Regions from separate parts of the Homo sapiens genome. Here region 2 is linked to region 1. Evidence: chromatin loops called from intact Hi-C (ENCODE). Cell type or tissue: heart left ventricle. All regions are shown on one strand. Links, peaks and the distances in the headings refer to the core of each region. The heading gives the core; the rest is flanking DNA.

Region 1 (8,339 bases), core at 200-8,199:
GAATCAAAATTATCTAGGCTTGTTCTTCCCTGATACTTTTACTATTATTATTAAAATATTTTCCTTTTTTTTTTTTTTTTTAAATTGAGACAGAGTCTCACTCTGTCATCCAGGCTGGAATGCAGTAGTGTGATCTTGGCTCTCTGCCTCCCAGGTTCAAGTGAGTCTCCAGCCTCAGACTCTAGAGTAGCTGGAATTATAGGCATCTGCCACCACACCTGGCTGATTTTTGTATTTTTAGTAGAAATGGAGTTTTGCCATGTTGGCTAGGCTGGTCTCGAACTCCTGGCTTCAAGCGATCCACCCACTTCAGCCTCTCAAAGTGCTGGGATTACAGGCATGAGCCACTGCACCCGGCCAGCCTTCCTTCTTTTCTTAATGTTCTCCGCTGGGTTCATTCTATCTGAACTCTATTAGAACTGGTCTTCCATCCTTAGGAGACTTCTGTTTTCTCATATCCCAATGAGCTAGAGCTGTGCTTCTCAAACTTCAATGTACCCACATATTACCCGCATGTTTGTTAAAACGCAAATTCTGATTCGGTAGGTCTGGGTGAGGCCCGAAATTCTGCATTTCTAACAAGTGACACCATCACTGCTGCTCTGTGGGCCACACTTTGAGTAGCAAGGAGGAGTCTGTTTAAAATCTGTCTTAGCACTTTTCCTGCTGTTTTCTGGAAGCCTGGCTTGAATAGGGAGGGCTCTCGCCACCAGCCATATCCATTGCATTAAACGTTGGTATAATTCTCTATTGTCTTTTCCCTCCAATTTTATATTTGACTTATGTTTTTGGTTCTTCTCCCTGTTGCTTCTCTGGCTGTCAGGAGCTGGGGTTGTGCCACTGAAAAAGGGTTGCACGTGTAATTCATTATGATAATGAAATCTTTCATCATTGTGCAATTAAGAATGGGCATGTCTGGTTTTTACTCTGGGACAACAGCATGGAAGGAACTATTTAAATTAGTGAAAAAATATTAACAGTGAAAAATATAAGTAACACAGGGTTGCTGGTGAGCAAAATCCCATTGTGTGTGGCACATGTGTGTCTGTGCATGTTATGCCTGACAATGACAAATGTAGCAATTGTTCCCAGTGTTGATTTGCTGGCTGTCACCCATGCTGATTTCTGTCTGCTAGTGAGGTGGGTGTGGAAGGAGGAGTAATGAGAACCATTATGCTCTTCAAAGATCCCTTTCTCTATAGTGCTGAGAAAGGTCTTGGAGGCCTGGCAGGGATAGTAGATAAACATAGTAGCTAGGGACCTTGAGTTGATCATCAAAGCTCCCATTAGTGCAAGGGGTGGAACTTTCCTTAATAGAAATTACTGCAAATGGATATAGGAGTCATGGGGGTAATTGACTAACCAAGGCATAAGCATGTTTGCAGAAAGGAAAAGCCACAAAACAGTATGCCTTTGCCCATTAGCCCCAAAATAAAAGTGAGTGGCAATTGCTGGCAATCGATCTTGGACCAAGAGTAGAGCTCTTCAGGATGTCAAATTGCATGGAAATTATAACAAGGATGCTAATGTTTATTGAATCTGGTGGACTGTGTCGTTTATGAGTTGGGTGATTTTCCAAGAAATTGTAGTTTACTTATCTTCAGCTTTCTGTGGTTGAACCGTCTTGGTGATACACCTTGGGGGAAGCTGTCTTCTGGAGCTCCTTTGAGAATGCTCTGCTATTCTTTTTACTGCTGGATTTGAAACTTGACTCAGCTTGATGGCCTGGAATTTTACAACGTAAACAATAGTGCTACCCAGTCATGTCTCAACAGCCTTCTGATGGAGAAGTAGATGGAATGTTCTTTCAGGAAATCAACTTCATGAAGCTCAGCTCTATGCTCAAATGTGGTTCCCAGCCCCTTGGGTTGTGTCTGACTCTCAGTGGAGAGCCAGGTACTCTGATTCTTGTCTTCATTGGTTGAGGTGACTTTGATAAAGTTCTCTATCCTTGCTGAACCGGAGTCATGTCTCTCCTGAAGATGGGAAAACTATACTTAGTATGTTCCGCTAGCTTTGAGGATTAGGCATCATCATTTTTGGAAATCAGGGGCTTGGGGTTTGAACACAAAGCATTGATTTGGTATCGCCTCATGAAAACAACATATTTTGAACATCTAGACCTTTTTTGCCACCATTAAAAAATCCCATCCCTAGACCAACAACCCTGCATTAAGCAGCAGGCTTTGTGCACTGGACCCTGTACAGCTCAAGCTCTTTAAATATTTACAGTTGGAACCCAGATGTGGCAGGCCTCCTGGGGCTGGCTGGTGCTCAGACCGTTCCCTAAGGTCTTTGGGGCATGAACAAGAATGGAATTTTACTGAAGATTTCAAGAGAAAACAGGGAATATGGTTGGCATCATAGACCACACAATAGAAAGCTAATAAAGCTCTGTCCTCTGCCAGCCACCTGTCTCTTAATCCAAACAGCCTCTCAGGACTCTCCTGTCCAGGCTATTCAGCTTGTGTCTGTAACTTATATGCCCCATTCAGCTAAACCAAGCCCTGGAATTAGTCTTAGAGTGATCATCAAATGCCTCTTGGAAATCTCCTCCCCATCGAAGCTTCTGATTTATTCACCAAGTTAACTTTATTGAGGGTGGGTGAGTTCACCTACTAAGTAAAGATTTCCTCTATGTTGTTATATACCCTGTCCATTTCTATAGAGGACTGTGAACCTTTTTAAGCACTCCAGGTCTACGTGAAAACAAAACTGAATTGCATAGCCTAATACAAGGCATCCTTCATTTCGTTACTGATCATCCTGTTGCCTTCTGGTCTCTCCCTCAAGAGAGTCCTTCAGTCACCCCCTGAAGTAGGGAAAAATGGTTTTGTGTTCACCTCACCTTTCTTTAACCTGTCGGTAGCCCCCTTCCTGTTCCCCTGTTGAGCCACAACAGCTAGCCTTGTTCTTCCTGGAAGAAGTCACTCAGATTCTCTCCCTCTCCAGGATTTCTTCACCCCCACCCCCAGCCTTGCTGTGACACTTGAAAGGTGATAATGAATGACAATGATGTAATGTGTCACTGCTGCAAGGCTATTTGCATTCAAATAAGGACTCTGGCAGTTGCATGATCTGAACCCAAAAGAGTGACTCCTTCTTAGGGATAATTGCAGTCTTTGGGGCAGGCCAACGAAGCCAGGGTTTGGCCTAACTAACATTGTCTATGGATGCCCTTGCACCTCGGTGAGGGCTAGATGCACTGCGTGAGATGGGTGGATGAGGGAGAAGTGAAAAAACACATTTGACATTACAATATGATTCTATGTTAAATGGCTTGTATGAACTGCTCTGCAATCACAGGGTACAAATATCATCACATCTCTTTGACTACCGTGTCCGCTGCTATATCCTTAATGTTTTAAATAGTGCCTGGCACATAGTGAATGCTCAATAATTATTTGGGAATTGGATGCATGGATGGATAGATAGATGATTTAGTTTTCCAACAGATTGCTTAATCTCTTCCTCACAAACGGACTCCAAATATAGTTCTCTTGAGACTTCCAGTCCTGAAAATGTCTATGAATTCCAGGATATTTTCTTAATCTCAAAAGAACTGGTTGGGGCAGCCAGTCTTCTTTTGATACCAGGGGAATCTGGGGAGAAATCCCTATGCTGTCTCGGCTGTTTCTTTCTTGCTGCCAGAGGGTGTCGCTGGTGAAGCTGAATTCTGCACGGTCCCATAGGCTCGTTCATCTGAGAGGAGCCTTCAGTGGTTCTCCAGGGAGGACATTCCACTTCTTGTGGGCTAGACTGGGCCATGCGTACTGAGAGCTCTGGCTGCCAAGACATCAGATTTGATCCTCTCCTTGAGTTCAGGTGCACAGCCACATCCCAGGGCACAGGCCAACCCTAGGAGGCTGGTGCAAGACTAGTCTTAGCTTCCTGCACTCACAAACCCAGAATGCTTGACCCTCTTTCTGGAGATCATTCTCCCAAGGAAGCCTATTTCAGGGGTTCAAGGAGCATTTTCAACCCCTCCCCTTGGCGTGACATGGCTAGAAACTTCTTTTACTAAATAGAATCAGTAGTGGTAACAGTAGTAGTGGTAGTGATGCCAATTATGTTATGTGAGGCACCATACAAGAATGTAATCCTTACAATGATCCCATGATATAGATATTCTCATTATCCCCACTATAGAGATGAAGAAATCTGAGCACAAAGAAGTTATTTGCCCAGGGTTTCCACTGTACTAAAGAATGTCATAAAGATTAAGATACAGGCTGCATACTTTCAGAGTGTGTGCACCTAAATACTCCATAATGATTTTCACAGCAAGCCTATGAGATAGTATTAATGGTTCCATTTAACAGATGAGGAAACTGAGGCTTAGACACTCTCAGATGATTTGAAGCACTGTAGAAAACAGGATTCTGCTCTTGGACAACATAGAAGGATCATGTGGTTTATTCATACCTTTGGTAGCAAGGTACCCAGAGGCTATGGCCCTGAGATTCCTGCCCTTAGATGTGTCCCCGGTGTTTATTAATTGATCTTACAATAATGCATGGATGCAGATGCCCCCATTTGAGACCCTTCCTCTGAACCTTGCCTTAGAAGTATCACTAGGTAGAAAAGATCCCACTAAAACCCCCATAAAACAATAACAAAAACATCTGTCCAACCCTACTAAGGTCAGACATGAATATATCAGACCTTACAACACCTTGAGAGAAAAGGCTGTACCAAGATTTGAGGTCCAGCCTGTACCTTAATTCGAAATTGAATTTTCCCTCCTATACCTATAATTTTAATTTAATTTAAAACTGAGCTAAGTCTTTGGGGGCAAAGTGAGACAATTTCTTTCTCTGAAAGAGAAAAGGCATTTAGGAGAAAAGCTTTTTTTTTTTTAATTAAAATTTAAACTTTAGATTCAGGGGGTATATACACAGGTTCATTATAGGGGTAGATTGCATAATGCTGAGGTTTGGACTTCTATTGATCCCATCACCCAGATAGTGAACAGAGCACCCAATAGGAAGTTTTTCAGCCCTTGCCCCTCTCCCTCCCTCCCTCCTTTTGGAGTCCCCATTGTCTGTTGTTCCCATCTTTGTTTGCATGTACTCAAGGTTTAGCTCCCACTTATAAGTGAGAACATGTGATATTTGACTTTTGTTTCTGCATTAATTCACTTGGAATAATGGCCTCCAGCTGCACCCATGTTACTGTGAAGGACATGATTTTGTTCTTTTTTATGGCCAAGTAGTATTCTGTGGTGTATATGTACTACTTTATCCAATCCACCATTGATAGACACCCAGGTTGGCTTCGTGTCTTTGCTATTGTAGATAGTGCTGCTATGAACATATGAATGCATGTGTCTTTTTCTTTGTTTTGTTTGCAGAAAGGATCTTGTTTTGTCACCCAGACTGGAGTGCAATGGTGAGATCATAACTTGCTGCAGACTTGATCTCTTGGGCTCAAGTGATCCCCCTGCTTCAGCCTCCCTAGTAGCTGGGACTACAGGCATGTACCACCACGCCTGACTATTTCTTTAATTTTTATTTTTAGTAGAGATGAGGTCTCACTAAGTTGCCCAGGCTGGTCTTGAACTCCTGAACTCAAGTGATCCTCTTGCCTAGGCATCCCAAAGCATTGGGATTATAAGCATGAGCCACTACGCCCAGCCTCGTGTCTTTTTGGTAGAACAATTTATTTTTCTTTGGGTATATACCCACTGATGGGGTTGCTGGGTTGAATGGTTATTCTATTTTTAGTTCTTTGAGAAATAGGAGAAAAGTCTTGGAGGGCACCTTCAAAGCTTTGCTTCTAAAGGGCCCATGAGCTAATCCTAAACAGCAAAAGTGTGTGTGGCACTTCTCAGCCTTTATAAAAATAAGATCCCTCTTTGGGAAGCATAAGAAAAAATCCTACCACCAGTTCTCACCCAGTGATGCTGTATGCTGGGAATCTTATCCCTTTTAAGAGGAGATTCATTTTTTCTGCATCTTCGGAAACCAAGAAGATTGAGTTAAGTTTTACTGTCAGAAATTTATCTTGGCAAAGCAGATTTGCTTTCATTTTCTAAATAAAGTGTATTAACCAGTCAGAGAGATTAATTTAATGCTAGTGATTAAACTTGGATTTTTTTTTAAAGAAGAACCCCTGTAAGATTGTAAAGAATAACATAGAGTTTTGCTTAATGCTTGGCACATTGTAAGCATTTGATAAGTATTAGGTGGTACTATTCTTGTTATTGCTGCTATTATCATTATTAGCAGTGGAGGTTCTTGGCTGGCAATCCAATCCTAGCTGCAGATCTGTACTGTGAAAAAGAAATGGAGTTTAGTAATAATGCATATAAAGTGCTTTGTATAGTCTCTGGCACAAGGTAAGCATTTAGTAAACTCAAAGCAAATTTCTAAAGTGTAAATTTATTAGGGTAGGTTAAGTTGCTGTAAAAGAGACCCAAACTTAGTGACTCAAATAAAAGTAAATTTATTTCTCACTTACATTACAAGACCACATTGATATAGTTTGGATGTTTTGTCCCTTCCAAATCTTACATGAAATGTGATCTCCAATGTTGGAGGTAGGGCCTGGTGGGAGGTGTTTGAGTCATGGAGTGGATCCCTCATAATTGGTTTGGTGCCATCTCCAAGGTAATAAGTGAGTTCTCGCTCTGAATTCACACTAGATTTTGTTGTTTAAAGAGCCTGACACCTCCTGTCTGCTCACGCTCTCTCTCTCTCTCACTCTCTCGTGTGCGTGCTCTCTCCCTCCATCCCTCGCTATGTGATACACCTGTTCCGCCTTTGCCTTCCACCATGATTAGAAGCTTCCTGAAGTCTCACCAGGAGCAGATGCTGGAGCCATGCTTGTACAGCCTGCAGAACCAGGCTTTTCTTTATAAATTGCTTAGTCTCAGGTATTCCTTTATAGCGATGCAAAATGGACTAACCTCTTTTCTTTATAAATTGCTTAGTCTCAGGTATTCCTTTATAGTGATGCAAAATGGACTAACATACATGTGAATGTTCCAAGTGTTAGAGGAAACTTTTCAGACAATTTGGTTGTGAGCATGTACTAAAGTTTTATTATGATCATGTGTAGAAGGGAAATGGACCTGAGAAGTCCACCTCCGCAATTCACTTTTGGCAGGGACATTTTATAGGAAAAGAGGATGGTTAGATAATCATTGTTAGACTAGACACAGAAAGAAAAGAAAGTCTGGTTAAAGGTCACTAGGCTCTTGATTGACAGTTGGCCACTGAGTGTGTGGGTAATTGGGCATGTAGGTAATTGGTTTTCCAGAGCAAACCTTAATCCTATTAAAGTTCACAGAAAATTGCTTAAGCATTTTATCAGGAATGTTAACGTCTTAGAAGGTTGTGAAGCAAAAAGATTTTTCTCTCCCAGGTCAAATTTGCAACAATTTTTATTATGTTTTATTATGTTGCAAACCTGACCTGCCCTGGATCACTCTGCCCCATTCAGTAATTCAGGACCCTGGTTGATGGCAGTGCTGCCATTTTAAGTATTGGCTTTAACATCCTTCTCATCACTGTCAGCAGCCCGTGAGAAGGGGAAAAAGAACAGATCCAGCAACAGAGATTTCTTCTTAAGCAAGTGAGCCAGAAGTTATACTTCTATTCGTACATCACGGAGAGCTTAGTTATGTGGCCAAGAAGGTGCACAGAGGGATGAGAAATGCAATTCCTGACTGGTCACCCAAGTTCTAGCTGCAGAGCTTTTACTATATGTGAGAAATGGAGTTGGAAACAGCCAGTGGTCTCTGCCATAGCAAGGGTGTGTGCAGCCTTTTTGTTCCCGATGCCCTCCTGTAGCAGGAATTGGCAAACTGGCCTGCAGGCCAAATCGTATTCACAACCTGTTTTGTAAATAAAGTTTCATTAAAACCCAGACATGCTTATTCATATATTCTCGGTAGCTGATTTCATGCTACAATGACAGAATTGAGTAGCTGAGATAGAGAGCCCATGGCCTGCAAAGCCTGAAATATTTACTATTTGGTCCTTCGTAGAAAAAGTTCACCAACCCCTGTTCTAGAGAGGGTTCTGAACTGCCCACAAAAGTAGAATTGCTGGGTCAAAGGGTATGTGCATTTATAATTTTAGTAGATAGTGTCCTTCATACTTGCACCAGTAGTGTGTAAGATTGCCTGTTCTCCAGCATCTTCAACAACACAGAGAGTGGGCCAGGTGTGGTGGCTCACGCCTGTAATCCCAGCACTTTGGGAGGCTGAGGCAGGAGGATTGTTTGAGGCCAGGAGTTTGAAACCAGCTTGAGCAACATAGTGAGATCCCCCTCTATGAAAAATTGAAAAAATTTAGCTGGGTGTGGTGGTACGCTCCTGTACTCCTAGCTAT
Region 2 (8,339 bases), core at 133-8,132, 1.1 Mb after region 1:
CCAGTGGATATTTTTACCCCTAGTTTATAGTTAGGAAGCCTGAGACCCAGAGGGATTAAAGAGCTTTTCCAAAATCATATGGCTGGCAACACTAGTAATCTGGGCTGCCTGAGTCCTAAACATCATTCTACCCCAGCATTGAATTCCGAGGCCTCTAGAATCTTACCTACCTTCCCTGTTTGAAATGTATTTGTGGGGGAACAATTGACCTCAGAATGAGTAATTTGTCACTACTCTGAGAAAGTTTCACCGAGTTTCACATTTTCCCATTACAAAAGGAAAATGAGAAAATATGTCCTAGATACTACAGAGAAAAATACTTCATTGTCTTAATTGCCTTTCTATTTCAATCAAGGAAGGCATTTAATTATTTCTGAACTACATTCAAAACTCTCTCTCAAGAATATTACTCTCCCCAGGTGAGTTAACCAAAGCTGTGCACAACATTTCTCAATCTGAATAATAACATCAAAAAATTTATTGAGCACTTTTTATATGCCAAACTAGTCAATTCTTTCTGTTTATGACCTCATTGATTCCTCATGGCAAGTTTATGAAGTGGAAGCAATCATTCTCTCTTCTAACAAATGAGGAAACTGAGGCACAGAGGGATGAGATAGTTTGTCTAAGATTGTAAGGCATTAGGTGGTGAAGTCAGCATTGGATCCCAGGCCAAGCCCGAGGCCATCACTCCACCATGCTGCCTCTCAAGAGAAAGATTCAGTTTCCCCTTTGAGATATCCATTTATAAGTACATGTGCCAAAGCAATGTGAAGAAACCAACCCAGATGACTTGATTAAGCTACAGAAGGGACATCTGGGGTCTCAAGCCTCTGGAAATCAAGGTGGAGCATGTAGAGGTTATGGGATCAGGAGAGACAGAGTTTGACTTCTTTGTTTTTTCTTTGAGACCAAGTCTTGCTCTGTTGCCCAGGCTGGAGTGCAGTGGTGTGATCTTGGCTCAATACAACCTCCACCTCCTGGGTTCAAGTGATTCTCCTGCCTCGGGCTACTGAGTAGCTGGGATTACAGGCGCACGCCATCAGGCCGGCTAATTTTTGTATTTTTAGTAGACACGGGGTTTCACCATGTTGGTCAGGCTGGTCTCGAACTCCTGACCTCGTGATCCACCTGCCTCGGCCTCCCAAAGTGCTGGGATTACAGGCATGAGCCACCGTGCCCGGCCTGGGTTTGACTTCTTAAGCAACCTGAGGAATGATGTCCTTGCTGCTGAGCACAGCTGCCCTGGGCCCTGGAAAACCCACATGACACTCACTCAGCACCCAATGCTGGCTTCATTGTGGCTGTTGGAAACCATGTGGAAAAGAAATAACTTTTTTTGTGATCTGTACGTTATGGCTATTATTTTTTTACCTCGCTTAGCTTTTCAAGAGAATGAAGACCAGTCGACTTAGTATTTGTACTCTGAAATCGAATGGCATGAACACATGTGTTGTATAAGTGAGAAGAAGTATTCTCTTGTGTGATGGACTATAGCCTTCAGAAAGCACCTACTATTAAACAGAATAGAGATTGGATTTTGAAATATGTAGGCCACATCAGTAGGAAAGTTGACACTTCAAATTGCTCACAAGGACTTTAAACTCTACAATAGGTAAAATGTGGAGTACCTTATGTTTTCAGACCAAATGATTTTGTAATTTGAATTCAAAATTTTTTTAGTCTTCACAGTAGTCTTAGCATTAAAAGCATAGTTATTTTTAATATTTTGATAAAATATTCTATTTCATTAATTTTGTATAAGGGCATGTGTGAGAAGCATTGATATTTTTAAAATATAAAAATACAGCCTCTTTCTAATAAGCAAGAGCAATTGTTGATTTTTAAATTTTGTGTTTTTGGAGGCTTCCATTCACAAATCTGATTGTTTAAATAAATCTGTCTCCAGTAAATATGTTGGCACTTAGACTACGACTTCAGTTTCTTATGTTAAGATTTGTGGACTTCATACTGTCTTGAGATGTGCAAACGATTGTTGTTAAATAAGGACTTGGATAATATTCTTAAATAACTAGAATTAGATAAGGAATCTAAGCAAAGTTAATTTCCCCTTCCTTTTCCTTGATGCTAGTCCATAATCATATGCATAGTACTTCACATGCAGTTAAGCACTCAAATTCCATTATGTTGTGGGGATATCATGCCAACTTGGATATACTCAAGAATGTGAAAGACCAAAAATAGTATCATTGAGCTTCTGGTTTCCAGCCATGGCAGCTAGGTCATTCAAATCAACCCTCTACTACCAACATACACACACACACACACACACACACACACACACACACACACACGTCAAAATAAGTTTGAACTCTCCTGAAAAGGACTGAAAAGAAAAAAACAACAGTCGGAAATTCCCAGGACAATTTGAGGGGACAGATTTGTAACCAGAAAAAGGACTGGAATATCAGACACGAAACCAATTAGGCCTGAAAGCATTTCTGGTTATCGTTCACTTGGGCTCTGCTCAGGGGCTGTATGGGGAGAGGCAGCAAAGGTCAGGACTCAAAGCCATCCAAGGTGGGAAATTTTTAGGAGACCTCCTCAAATTAAGCTAGGATTTCAATGAGAATCCACAGAACCAACAGAAGGCAGAAACATCTGCACTCCACTCCTGTATTGAAAGTATCATACAGACTGAAATATCACCATAGTTAACCATGTGTAAAGAAGTAAATGACAAACTCTACAATATCTGCAGGAAACAGAAAAACTATAAAATTTGTCATACCAGATTTGAAAAAAAAATTTTATAAATAAAGACTAAAATAATGTTAACAATTCAGTGAATGGATTCAACAGCAGATTGGATAAGAGAGAACTAATGAATGGAAAGATAAATTAAACTATCCAACCGAAACATGGAGAAGGAAAAATAAAAACGAGAGTAAGACACAAGGAGGATATAGTGAGAAATCTAACATTGTGTCCTTGGGAGGAGAGGAAAGAGAAGATGAGGTGCAGGAAATGTTTGGAGAGAAAATGGCTGAGAATTTTCCAGAATCGAAGGAACATGTTAAATCTATAAATTGAGGAGATCCAGAGAACCCCAAGCAAGTAAAATAAAATCTGCAACTAGATGCACTATAGTAAAATTGCAGAAAAACAAAAGTAAATAGAAAAATATTTAAAACAGCCAGAGGGAAAAAAGATAAGCTACTTTTTTGTGTGTGTGTGAGACGGAGTCTCGCTCTGTCACGCAGGCTGGAGTGTAGTCGCGCAATCTCGGCTCACTGCAAGCTCCGCCTCCCAGGTTCACGCCATTCTCCCTCCGAGTAGCTGGGACTGCAGGCGCCCGCCACCACGTCCGGCTAATTTTTTTGTATTTTTAGTAGAGACGGGGTTTCACCCTGTTAGCCAGGATGGCCTTGATCTCCTGACCTCGTGATCCTCCCGCCTCCGCCTCCCAAAGTGCTGGTGAGAGGTGACAGCATGCTGGCAGCCCTTGCAGCCCTCGCTCGCTCTCGGCGCCTCCTCGACCTTGGCACCCACTCTGGCCGCGCTTGAGGAGCCCTTCAGCTCGCTGCTGCTCTGTAGGAGCCCCTTTCTGGGCTGGCCAAGGCCGGAGCCGGCTCCATCAGCTTGCGGAGAGGTGTGGAGGGAGAGGCGCGGGCAGGAACCGGAGCTGCACGCGGCGCTTGCGGGCCAGCGTGAGTTCCGGGTGGGCGTGGGCTCGGCGGGCCCCGCACTCAGAGCGGCGGGCCCGCCTGCAAGCCCTGGGCAGTGAGGGGCTTAGCACCTGGGCCAGCAGCTGCTGTGCTTGATTTCTCACCTGGCCTTAGCTGCCCCCGCAGGGCAGGGCTCGGGACCTGCAGCCTGCCATGCATGAGCCTCCCCCCACCTGCCATGGGCTCCTGCGCAGCCCCAGCCTCCTGGAGGAGCACCGCTCCCTGCTCCACGGCACCCAGTCCCATCGACCGCCTAAGGGCTGAGGAGTGCGGGTGCAGGGCGCATGGGACTGGCAGGCAGCTCCACCTGTGGCCCTGGTGCGGGATCCACTGAGTGAAGCCAGCTGGGTTCCTGAGTCTGGTGGGGACTTGGAGAACCTTTATGTCTAGCTAAGGGATTGTAAATACACCAATCAGCACTCTGTATCTAGCTCAAGGTTTGTAAACACGCCAATCAGCACCCTGTGTCTAGCTCAGGGTTTATGAATGCACCAATCGGCACTCTGTATCTAGTTAATCTGGTGGGGACTTGGAGAATCTTTATGTCTAGCTAAGGGATTGTGAATGCACCAATCGGCACTCTGTATCTAGCTCAAGGTTTGTAAATGCACCAATCAGCACTCTGCGTCTAGCTCAGGGTTTGTATGTAAATACACCAATGGACACTCAGTATCTAGCTAATCTAGTGGGGGGACATGGAGAACTTTTGTATCTAGCTCAGGGATTGTAAACCCACCAATCAGCACCCTGTCAAAACAGACCATTCAGCTCTCTGCAAAACAGACCAATCGGCTCTCTGTAAAATGGACCAATCAGCAGGATGTGGGTGGTGCCAGATAAGAGAATAAAAGCAAGCTGCCCAAGCCAGCAGTGGCAAGGGTCTGGAGTCCACTTCCACACTGTGGAAGTGTTGTTCTTTCACTTTTCCCAGTGAATCTTGCTGCTGTTCACGCTTTGGGTCCACACTGCCTTTATGAGCTGTAACACTCACCGCAAAGGTCTGCAGTTTCACTCCTGAGCTAGTGAGACCAGGAACCCACCAGAAGGAAGAAACTCCGAACACATCCGAACATCTGAAGGAAAGCGCTGTCTTTAAGAACTGTAACACTCACGGCGAGGGTCCGTGGCTTCATTCCTGAAGTCAGTGAGACCAAGAACCCACCAATTCCTGACACACAGATTAGAGGCATGAGCCACCGCGCCCAGCCTGATAAGTAACTTTTTAAAGAATGGCAATTAGAATGATTCCAACGAAGAGCTAGCTCTTCTCTCAGCAGCAGTAATGGTAGAGAGAAGATAGTGAAATGGTGTCTTAAGTGTACCAAAATAAAATCGTTGCCACATAGAATTCTACACCCAGTGAAAGTGAAACTAAACCTGACAGAATTTGTTGTCAGCAGATTCTCACTACAGAAAATCACTTGCTGTACCTAGGCAGGAAGACAATGACACCGGAAAGAAGATCTGAGATGCATCAAACTTTGTGGAACAAAGCAAGTAGGTAATGTGGGTAAACAAAATAAGCATCGACTGTATAAAATAGCAATGAGAATTTCTAGTGGGGAAAAGGGGGGATTGATTAAAGTACTGGACAACAAAAGCATATGAGTTTGAAGAAGGGAAATACAGAAATAATAAAAGGTTCTTCTTTGTGGTTTCCCTGTGTTCCACGTTTGTCCAGGAAGGGAATAACATTCTGATCACTTGTAAACTTTGGTACACTAATTATGGAGGTTGGAATTTCTAGGATTAGTTTCCTACCCCTGCCATAACAGAGTACCACAAACTGGGGGACTTAAACAACAGAAATATATTCTTTCATAGTATCAGAGGCTAGAAGTCCAAAATCAAGGTGTTGGCAGGGCTATGTTCTCTCTGAAGGCTCTTGGGAAGAAGCCCTCTTTGCTTTTTCTAGCCTCTAGTAGTCTCAGGCATTCCTTGGCTTGTGGCAGTATTACTCCAATCTCTGACTCTGTCTTCACTGGGCTATCTTCCCCATATGTCACTGCCATCTCCTCTTACTAGGACGCCAGCCATATTGGATTAGGTTGCACCCTGATGACCTCATCTTAATTTGATTACATCTGCAAGACCCTATTTCAAAATAAGGTTACCGAGTGGAGGTGGGAGGTTAAGTCTTCAGTGTATCTTTTGGAGGGAAACAATTCAATCCATAATATAAGGTAACAACTACACATTATAGAACTAGCGTGTGTTACTTCCAAATGAGTAGGGGAAATTTCAGCAGTCCCTCCTTATCCCAGGTTTCACTTTCCTGCGTTTCAATTACCCAGGGTCAACCATGATCTGAAAATAGGCAAGTATATGTCTCTAAAAGAACCATTGAGTTAAAAAAAAATTGAAGAAAATAGATGAGTATAGTACAATAAGATATTCTGAGAGAGACCACACTCACATAACTTTCATTACCGTATGTTGTTATAATTGTTCTATTTTATTATTAGCTATTGTTGTTCATCTCTTATTGTGCTTAATTTATAAATTAAACTCTATCATAGGTAAGCATATATAGCAAAAAACATAGTATTGATAGGGTTTGGCACTATTAGCAGTTCCAGTCATCCACTGGGTGTCTTCAAAAGTATGTCCTGTGAATAAGGTGGGACTACTGTAATGGAATAATGATAAATATTCAGGATTAAAAATCATAATGATGCCAGGAGCGGTGGCTCACACCTGTAATCCCAGCACTTTGGGAGTCAAAGCAGGCAGATCACTTGAGGTCAGGAGTTCGAGACCAGTCTGGCCAATATGGCGAAACCCTGTCTCTACTGAAAATACAAAAATTATCTGGGCTTGGTGGTGGACACCTGTAATCCCAGCTACTCGGGAGGCTGAGACGGGAGAATCGCTTGCACCTGGGAGGCAGAGGTTGCAGTGAGCCAAGATCGCACTACCACTGTAGTCCAGCTTGGACTACCAAGTGAGACTCTGCCTCAAAAACAGTAATAATAATAATAATAATGATATCAAAACCTAACAAAAACAGTGTAAGAGAAGAATATAGGTTAATCCTATTCATTAACCTAGATTTTTAAAAATTTAAACAAAATATTAACAAATTGAATTCACAATATACAGGAAGGACAATAGCTCATGAACAAGTAGAATTTATCCTTTGATTTTAAGGTTGATGTAACATAATGAAAAGCAAGTAATTCACCACATTAATAGGTTAAAAGAGGAAAATCATATTGTCTTCATCACAATAGAAGCAGAAAAAAGTTGTTAATGTAGATAATAATAGTACATACTACTTAGCTTTATTGTGATGATAAAATGAATCTTTATCTAGTAATTAGTGCCTGGCATGTAGTAAACACTCAATAAAATCTTATATATAATCACTATTTATAAACTCTAACAGGCATTTTACACACATGTACAGAAGATACCCAAATGGCTAACCACACATAAGAAGGTGCTCAACTGTATTACAATTCAGGCAAATACAAAATAAAACCAGAGTAAGATAGTCTTATACCTATCAAACAGGCAAAAGTTAGGCTGGGTGCGATGGCTCATGCCAGTAATCCCAGCAATTTGGGAATATGAAGTGGGAGGATTGCTTGAGCCCAGGAGTTAGAGACCAGTCTGGGCAACCACGGGGAGACCCCATCTTTACAAAAAAAATTTTTTTTTAATTAGCTGGATGTGGTGGCACATGCCTATGGTCCCAGATCTTCAGGAGACTGAGGCAGGAGGATCACTTGAGCCCAGGAGGCTGAGGCTGCAGTGAGTCTGTCTGGGTCACAGAACAAGACCGTGTTTCAAAAAAAATAGTCAAAAGTTTAAAAGACTGACAATGCAAGTGTTACTTAATACATGTGAGAACTCTCATACACTGTTAATAAGTACAACCACTTTGGAACCAAGTCTGACATTATTTACAAAATATTTTACCCTATAATCTAGAAATTTCACCTCTAGGTATATACTCTACAGAAATGCCATTAAATCACCTAACATGTCAGGGATATATCTTACTTGGTCGTAGTGTATAATCCTATTTATATATTGCTAAATTCAAATTTCTAATATTTTGTTGAGAATGTTTGTATCTATGTTCATGAAGGAAATTGGTCTGTAGTTTTCTTTTCCAGTGAGGTCATTGTCTGGTTTTGGTAACAGGGTAATAGTGACTTCATCAAGTGAGTTCAGAAGTGTTCCCTCCCCCCTCTATTTTTGGAAAAAGTATTTGAAGGATTGGTATTATTTCTTTAAATATTTGATTGAATTTACCGGTAAAATCATCTGGTTCTGGACTATTCTCTCTGGAAATATTTTTTAATTGCTAATTCAATTTCTTTTAAATTCAAATATTTGAGGTTTACTCAGACTTTTTAAATTGCTAATTCTTCTTTTTATAATGTTTTGGAATGCATTGAGTTTATACAGGTGTAATGATGTGTTGAAATCTTGTGTTCTCCAAGGAAGCTTCTTTTTAAAAAAATTATGGTAAAACTGCATAACATAAAATTTACCATCTGAGTCATTTTTAAGTGTACAGTTCAGTAGTGTTAAGTACAGTCAAACTTGTGCAACCAATCTCCAGAACTATTTTCATCAAACTGAAACTCTATACCACTAAACATCTCCCCATTCTCCCCTCCTCCCGCAACCACCATT

What was found. Peaks named below come from ENCODE experiments on the same cell type or tissue, not always from the same donor. Only the 100,000 strongest peaks of a DNase experiment are listed, where the experiment ranks them.
Region 2: it touches region 1 in a loop (4-fold over the local background); 13 of 110 quality-filtered maps call a loop at or near these places.

The regions. Positions count from the first base shown.
Region 1 is chr5:158,010,463-158,018,801 of GRCh38, forward strand. No RefSeq gene overlaps it. Among named protein-coding and RNA genes, the nearest start is that of CLINT1, 160 kb to the left of the region's middle. In heart left ventricle, for the core only: a CTCF peak has its summit at 3,647 (motif pointing right); no DNase peak of the experiment used is centred there.
Region 2 is chr5:159,115,553-159,123,891 of GRCh38, forward strand. It overlaps LINC02202 (long intergenic non-protein coding RNA 2202), which reads left to right. Exons shown (of 3, transcript NR_109890.1): 3 at 1-1,926. Among named protein-coding and RNA genes, the nearest start is that of LINC02202, 19 kb to the left of the region's middle. In heart left ventricle, for the core only: no CTCF peak of the experiment used is centred there; a DNase peak (open chromatin) is centred at 3,659.